Regions from separate parts of the Homo sapiens genome. Here region 2 is linked to region 1. A link is a contact called in ENCODE Hi-C or POLR2A ChIA-PET data. All regions are on one chromosome and are shown on one strand. The core of a region is the stretch at or near the end of the contact, and the rest is flanking DNA. Distances in the headings are between cores, read along the strand shown.

Region 1 (4,199 bases), core at 1,518-4,017:
TGTGCGCCACTACACCCAGCTAATTTTTGTATTTTTAGTAGAGACGGGATTTCACCATGTTGGTTGGCCAGAATGGTCTCGATCTCTTGATCTCGTGATCCACCTGCCTCGGCCTCTCAAAGTGCTGGGATTACAGGCGTGAGCCACCGTGCCCAGCCTGTTTAGGTTTTTTAATGGAGACTTCATTACACAGGCATCATTGATTAAATCATTGGTGATTAGTGAATGAACTCAAACTCCAGCCCCCTTCCCCTCACTGGAGGTTGAGGGGAGTGGGAAGGCTGAAAACTCCAGCCCTCTTATCACATGATTGGCTCCCCTGGCAACCAGCCCCTATCTTGAAGCTATCTAGGGGTCCACCAGGAACCACCTTATTAGCATAAATTTAGGTATGATTGAAAGGAACTTGTAATGAGTAACAAAAGATGCTTTTATCACCCCTATTGCTCAGGAAATTCCGGGAATTTTGGAAGCTATGTCAATAACTGGGAACTGGCGGGGCATGGTGGCTCATGCCTGTAATCCTAGCACTTTGGGAAGCCAAGGTGGGTGGACCAGAATTTCAAGACCGGCCTGGGCAACATGGCAAAACCCATCTCTATAAAAAAATTGTAAAAATTAGCCAGACATGGTGGTCCATGCCTGTGGTCCCTGCTACTCAGGAGGCTGAGTTGGGAGGATCACCTGAGCCTGGGGAAGTTTAAGCTGCAGTGAGCTGTAATGGCACCACTGCATTCCAGCCTGGAGGGTACCTGTCTCCAAACAAAAAATAAACAAACAAACAAACAAACAAAAAGAACTGGAACAAAGACCAAATACATATTTCTTTTTACCACACCATCTTTCTGAGTTTTCCTTTAATAGCCCATGAACATAAACTCCCCACCCTCATAACTGTTTCTTTCTTCAGGGAGAGATACAAAACTTATTTCTTGGGTGAAGATCTCCACTTTAAGCTGCAGATTCACATTACTGTGCCCTTGGCAATATTAACTCATTCATTCATTCAGACAGTCAGTAAATTTTTTTTGAGGCATTGTTTTAGGTACCGTTCTGAGTGCTTCAGGTTTAGCCATGAATCAAAAAGACAAAATCTGTTCTCATGGAGCGTAAATTTAGTGGGGGTAATCCAGTCAGTGAAAAAATGAGTAAACAAAATAATTTCAGGTACTGCTATGAAGAAAATATAACTCAGTGATGTGCTAGAGATTGTCTGGGAGACTACTTTAGATTCCATGCCAAGGGAAGGCTCTCTGGCAGGGGGTCTACAAAGGTAAGCCACCCTTCCCCATCCCATCCTGGTCTGACAAGGAGGGGTTGAGAAAAACAAGCAGAACTTCTCTGTGTAATATGCAAAAAGCATTTTTCAATGCTTGTGGGGATGGGAAATAATCTTAGGGAGATTCTTTTCCTGTGAACTGATTTCTTTTCCTTAGAATGAATCACTATAGTTCAAAATTCCAGAAAAATTATAATCTTACGAGATCTTATAAGAACCCATCTCCAGCTCTTCTTAAATTTTGAATTTTCCTTCAGACATTGTTTCTGTTGTGTAATGCTTCTATCTTATTTCCTTTTTTGCCTTCTCCTCTGATATCCCATTAGAAATAGAGTCATTTACTATTAAGTCTGGTCAACCACATGCATTTTGAAATATTTACTTCCCAATAAAAGTTAGATGAGTAATTTACATCTAAAAAGAGCTTCTACCACTGAATATCTCGGTCATCACTTGTAAACATAACTTATATGACTTTGTTCACTTTTTTTTTTTTTTTGAGACAGGGTCTCGCTCTGTCTCTCATGCTGGAATGCAGTGGTGAGATCTCAGCTCACTGCAACCTCTGCCTCCCAGGTTCAAGTGATTCTCCTGCCTCAGCCTCCCGAATAGCTGGGATTATAAGCATGTGCCACCACGCCCGGCTAATTTTTTTTTTTTGTATTTTTAGTAGAGACAGGGTTTCACCATATTGGCCAGGCTGGTTTCGAACTCCTGATCTCGAGTGCTCTGCCCACGTCGGCCTCCCAAAATGTTGGGTTATGGGTGTGGGCCACTGCACCCAGCCAGTTCACTTTTCTTTTGCATTAATGGGCACCATGATATTTTGAAGAGGGCACAGAGTGGTGAAAGACCACGGGCTTTGGGGTCAGGTCTAGCTTTGAGTCCCTACTCTTCCATTTGCTGACTGAGTGAATGTAATCAAGTTACTTAATCTTTTCTGGATGGAAATCGTAGCTACATTTTAGGGTTATAGAATCAAAGATACTCAATGAAAATTGTCTGGCAAACACTAGGCACTTAATTCACAGAAGTTATTACTATTATTCTAGTCATGTTCAGTAATTGATATAAGCTCTTGGATTCTATATATGGTTTTTCTGACATTTCCACTTTTGCCTTTTAAAATCTGCTATGAATGTACTTGTAAATATAAACCTTGTGTCTTCCAAATGCAAAGGGGAAAAAAACCAATTAAGATTACATTGAATAGAAGTAAGTGTGCTGGAATTAGAGCTATGTGATATTAAACAGATTAATTTCCATGGGCTGTTGATGCAGTCATAAGCCTAAAATAATTTGGCAGAGCTAAACCAGACTAGCAAAAACAGACTTCTGAACTGGCACATAGCACAAAAGGTAGTTCTCCTTATGCCCAAATATAGATGTTGACTCATGCAGGCTGGGTTAAACATCTGAGGAACAAAGTGGTATCACCCAAGGAGGCAGGATGACATCATTCTGCAAATGTTTCTCGTCTGTCTGGTTTTGGGGATTAGACCTTTTTAGCTCCTATTTCTCATAATTTCCATTGGTTGCTCTTAAATACTACCCTCCTTGAGAGATGCAACATCAGCTCCTGCCTATCTTTAAATTTCCTGTGCATTGCAAGTATTATTTTTCCTTGTCTGACATGGTATTTGGTTTCTACCTTACTAATTCTATTGAAAGTGGTCTCAAAGGAGCCACTAAAAATGGTCTAGTTGCTCAACCAAATAGCTTTCTTTTTCGTTTTCCTCTAGATCTGTGTACGGTGTTTGACACTGCTGATCGATTCCTTTTCCTTATCACTCTTTTTCTTTGCTTTCTTATGCTTGTCTCAGGATTCCTTTTTTCAAAAGGCAGTTCTTAGGAGCCTCCTTCATAAATTTCTCTTCCACAACCCGCCACGAGATGTTCTCCAGAGTTACAATTCAAGACCTTTTCCTTGTTCACACACTCTCCCTGCCAGCACATTGCCCTGTGTCCCCACTCTTATGCACCTTCCCCCAAACTCAACCTGTTCAGGTCCCTGAACCTGCCCCAACTAAGAACCTTCAATTTTCTCCATTATTTTCACAATAAAGCCCAGGCAATCTTAGAAGACCGTTAAATGCTTTATAACTGGGTCTTAGCAAATCTTTAGAGCTTCATCCTAACCACTGATGTTCTCTGCTCCTGCTCATGCTGTTTATTTATCTCTCTCCTTTCTGCTTTCCACAAAAATCTTGGAAATCCTCCAAGATCCAATTCAAATGTCACTTCTGCAAAATTTCCCTTAGCACCTTCCTCCCTGCTCCCCTGATGGAATTGGTGCCTTCATCACAGTTCCTATATGATTTTTTTGTTTGTTTGTTTACTAGTGTAGCATTTCCCACATTTTATTACTATCTGGTCTGGACTTATTTGTTTGTTCCCTTAAATGGTGATTTCTTGAGAGAAGTGACATTAACGTCTTTGTCTTATTATTATTCATACTACTCATCACAGTACCTTGTAGATAACTGTGTTCTCAAGAAACTTTTCTTGATTTGAATTTAACTTATTTTTCAAAGATCAGTCTTCTAATCAGGTGCAGTTGCATTGCTACTTAAAAGGAGAGTGAAAGAGAGAGAGAATCTTTGTCATCAGCTCATTGTATCTTAACTGTATTTAGGCTTTCATACCAAAGCTCTTTTCTACTCTCCATACATAATTAAACTGTGGGCAAAAGAAAGGTGTTCCATGCTATGTACAACCAACTCCCTGGTCAGCTAAATTCTAGTGCAGAATCATCGGAAAGAATCGGAATGTCTAACTTACTATATGGGAATAAAGAGTCTACTTAATTAAGTTGGATAAGCTCTTCCACGACATCAGTATATCATTTAGTACATTTCTTCTCCTAGGAGATTAAATAGGGCCTGGATATATGTTATAATAAATGCACACAAGCTCTAAT
Region 2 (3,933 bases), core at 2-2,501, 110 kb before region 1:
AGGAAGAAAATAGAACTGCTTTACCTGGCTGTAAAACAAATTATTTAACTGGTGATTTCACCTTAGTTTTCACATACTGCATTTCAGAGGAAGGAGTGTCCTTAATGCTACTATATTGCCTTGTAGTATAAAAATTCGCCTAAATTCAATTCACTAGTTGCAATCATAATGCCCTAGGCTACAATAAGTCCTCAGATTGTACACTGTATAAACTGGGTCCCTAACGAAAGGGCAGCTACAGCTTCTTTCCTCTCTGAGGCACAGTCTAAAATGCAAGAAATTCATAGGTGAAGTTTCAAATCCCAGCATTAACTTTCACTAATTGTTTTATTTTCAACCAACATTTATTGCAGATATATACCATGTTGACTGTATGAAGTGCTGAGAATAAGACTGATAAAACACAGTTCCGGCCCTTAGGGAGTTCATGATCTTATGGAGACACAAAGTAGGGAGAAATCAGTGCTTCAAGAGGAAGGATAATCAAAGGTTTAATACAGAAGGTGATGCCTGAACTGAATCTTGGAGGGGATGGGGCTATAGTAAGAGTTCACCAGTCAGATGGACTCAGAGGAGGAAGAGCTGTAAGGCATGAAATACACTGACACACTTAAGCATACCGATAGACTGAGTATATTTGATTAAATGGCAGAAGATGAAGGTAGAAATAAGGAACTTTTTTGTCATGTTAAAAATTATCCTGAACATAAATGGGAATCACTCAAGGCTTTTAATTTAGTGAAAACCTAACAGCCATTAAAGAATATTTATTGAGTTTTTACCCAAGTACCCAGAATTCTTCTAAGAATATTACATTCTTAGAAGCATTTAATTCTCCTAACCAGCCCTCAAATCCTATCTGATTTGCACTTCGGATAGATTATGCTGGTACAGGGAGGATGGCCAAAAGGCTGGAAGTACAGATCAGACTAGAGGAAGTAAATCTGCTCAGGAGGCTTAATAATGAATAGTCAGAGATTACAACCTGGTAGCCTGCAGAATCATTTTGTTAGGCTTGTGCTACAATTTAGAAAGTAGAAGGTTTCACATGAAAATCCAGGTTTCTGGTTTCTCCTGAAAAGTCTGATCTGTCCACAATGAGCTCTGTCAGCTCCACAATGACAGCTGGAGCAGAGCTGCAGCCGGCCCCTTACAATACAACATCCCACCCGTCCACCAACTCTCCATTCCCACGTGCCCAGACTCATTCACTTTTTATTACCCACATTTTATTACCCACCTGCTTCCTTTACAGCACATTTGAGATTACAGAATAGTGAGGGACTAATTAAGATAGTAGCAGAAGTGAAGAAGCCTCAGTTAGTCAGCTGGAAAGACTAAAGTCTCTAATTATCTCTAAGTTTCAGATGTGGATGACTGGGTAAATGATCAGTAAGGACAGAAAGTATAAGAAAAGCTAGTTTAAGGCTAGTTTAAGAAAGTTAGTTTAAGGCTGATCCTGTCTGAGTTATTTAACCTGAGTCAGGATCCACATTTCTAAAATGGAGATCATAAATGCCAACCTTATAAGGTTGATATGACGCTTTGATGGTGGCAGAGCACAGGATGAAAGGCCAGATTGCCTGGGTCTGAATTTTGGTGCAGCCATTCACTAGCTGTGTCACTTTAGGCAAATTAAACTTTAAACTTTCTGTGTGTCAGTTTCCTGTTAAATAAATATAATAATAGCCACCTTGTGTGCATGCTTATTATGATAATATAAGACTTAAGATAATTCTAAAAGTTAGTACTTGTAAAAGGACTGAGATACGTCATGTGTTTGATAAATCAATAAATCAGTAAAAAATATTTTTAAAGTATCTCCTAGCACATATTAATGCTCAAAAATTATTAATTTTCTTCCCTTCCCTGCTCAATCTTCCTGCTCATCCCTCCTGCCTTGGGCTGCTGCCATTGTCAGTTAGTTTGTAAATTTAATCTCTAATAGACATTCCCTCTCTCTTCTGATCTTAGCCTACTTCTTTGACAAATTAGATTACTTCTAATGGAGAGGGGAGAGAAATGTAGCAAAAAGAAATATTTAAAGTAAAAAAAGAACTCTTGGTAGAAGCCTTACTAGAAGTTAGTAGTGATTTGGGGTAGAACTAGAGGTAGAGGTGTTCCAGGGAAGAGCTAACCCTTTCTCTCACAAAAGAGTGATTCTCATGAGGCAACACACACCAATTTATTTGTAATCTCTTTACTGTATCTGCTGTTAATAGCTTTTGTTTTTATTTAGCGTGGCCCTCTCCATGTGGCGTATGCCCTGATCACTAGACCAGAGGAATGCATTTCATAAACAGACACCCTTGTCTTTGCTCCTTCTGTGAATCATAAGGTTGGTGATGATGGCACAGTGGTGCTGAACTCAACATTAGCATTTTCATTTTCAAAACTGTTTTCGAAATAGTTTTCCTATGCACAAAAATATAGTTCAATGGTTGAGTACCTGAAAGCTTATTTGGCTGTAGTAATGATGTTCATGGCAGAATACCTGAGTTTATTGGTCCAAATAATTACTAAAAATCCCTCTGAACTTCATTTTTTTTTAAAACTTGCAATGAGAAGGGGAAAGTGTTTATAAACCAAATGCAAACAATTAAGAGGTAAATTTACCAAAGCAGCAATTTTATTTAAAATTCTATTTACCGATCTTAATGTTTAGATAAACTATCACCCTGTCTTTCTCAAAAACATTCAGAAAGAAGCAGTCTATTCTTAAAATATTTATAAAATTTAATTGTTCTATTGCTATATGCCTATCTGGTAGTGCACTAGATTTTGTCTGCAAAAAAATGTTCAGCTGAATCAAGTCATAGTTAACTTTAAAAAATTACCTCAGCAGAAATGCCACATAACTTCAAATACTTATAATCTAGCACCTCGATGGGAAAAAAAAATCAATGCCAACTTTTAGATAGTATGGGCATCCCTAAAAGAATTTTAAATCAGTTTCTATTACTGGCACACACACGAGCACATACAGAAAAATATTTGTCTTGATTGATATAAAAGAGAAAAAAAGCCACAATTTGCAAGAAGGGGGAGTAAATGGCAGGGGGGAGGGAGATGATGGGTAACGAAGGTGAGGGGAGACCAGAGTGAGTATGTCAACATTATTTGTAAAGGAGGAAATATTCAGAGGTAAAACAAAATGAAAACAACTGGGAAAAAACAAATTTATAAATATATATATAAAATGATATATCTTTATGTTATTCATATTTAATTATAAAATATATACAGAAATTTATAGAATTTATAAAGATGAATTAAGTGGCCTAGGGAAACTTTTGGAGAGCATGAGAGCATGGTTGGGGGAAAGACAGATATTACAGTGATCTAGAGAATTTGGGGCCAACAGGTTTAAACTATGGCTCTGAATTGTGGGTTTGGATGAGTGAGATGATAGCTAGTGCACCCAGAAGGATCTATCCTTCCCTTTGCCTTGTCAGCTGAGCCATGCTTCCATCTATTAATACATCCAGTAACCCAATATCATGAGTTTTCTTCTATATTTTTCACTTTTGTTATAAAGAATATGGGTCCGTCAAAAGTAAGACGAAAGATTTTTTAAATAGGGAAATTTAAAGTTTAAAATAAATGTATGCTTTAAAATGTTAATTTTAAAGACATAAATTTAGAAATGGAAAAATAATCCTGTTCACAAAAGTAGCAAGGAGGAGGAGATGGAGTACAACATTCATAAAATATGTAAGAATAAACTTGGCTGGGCGCAGTGGCTCATGTCTCTGTAACCCCTTTGGAAGGCTAAGGCAGGTGGATGACTTGAGGTCAGGAGTTCGATACCAGCCTGGCCAACATGACGAAAACTCATCTCTACTAAAAATACAGAATTAGCTGGGCATGGTGGTGCACACCTGTAGTCCCAGCTACTCGGGAGACTGAGGCACAAGAATCACTTGAACCCGG

What was found. A loop is a pair of places that touch in the nucleus more often than their neighbours do. ChIA-PET counts read pairs that join two places held with the same protein, here RNA polymerase II (POLR2A). Pooled maps may share reads with other maps.
Region 2: a map of endothelial cell of umbilical vein shows a loop between it and region 1 (4-fold over the local background). The contact joins two enhancer-like sites. A Hi-C loop is called at or near these places in 6 of 168 maps with a recorded cell type or tissue (aorta, ascending aorta, endothelial cell of umbilical vein and 2 more), 4 of 37 single-sample maps with no recorded cell type and 13 of 50 pooled maps. POLR2A ChIA-PET finds 5 or more read pairs at or near these places in 4 of 52 experiments (AG04449, GM12878, HEK293 and 1 more).

The regions. Positions count from the first base shown.
Region 1 is chr12:27,178,504-27,182,702 of GRCh38, reverse strand. It overlaps the pseudogene LOC124902904. Among named protein-coding and RNA genes, the nearest start is that of STK38L, 64 kb to the left of the region's middle. RefSeq lists an enhancer at 3,686-3,735. Within about 2 kb of position 2,767, at least 10 of the 41 ENCODE cell types and tissues checked have a DNase peak (open chromatin) inside an H3K27ac peak, as active enhancers do; they include GM12878 and endothelial cell of umbilical vein, where a contact is called at or near this core.
Region 2 is chr12:27,287,974-27,291,906 of GRCh38, reverse strand. All of the region lies in intron 1 of STK38L (serine/threonine kinase 38 like), which reads right to left. It overlaps LOC124902905 (a long non-coding RNA gene), which reads left to right. Exons shown (of 3, transcript XR_007063254.1): 1 at 1-503; 2 at 2,240-2,338. Among named protein-coding and RNA genes, the nearest start is that of BMAL2, 43 kb to the left of the region's middle. Within about 2 kb of position 1,251, at least 2 of the 41 ENCODE cell types and tissues checked have a DNase peak (open chromatin) inside an H3K27ac peak, as active enhancers do; they include GM12878 and endothelial cell of umbilical vein, where a contact is called at or near this core.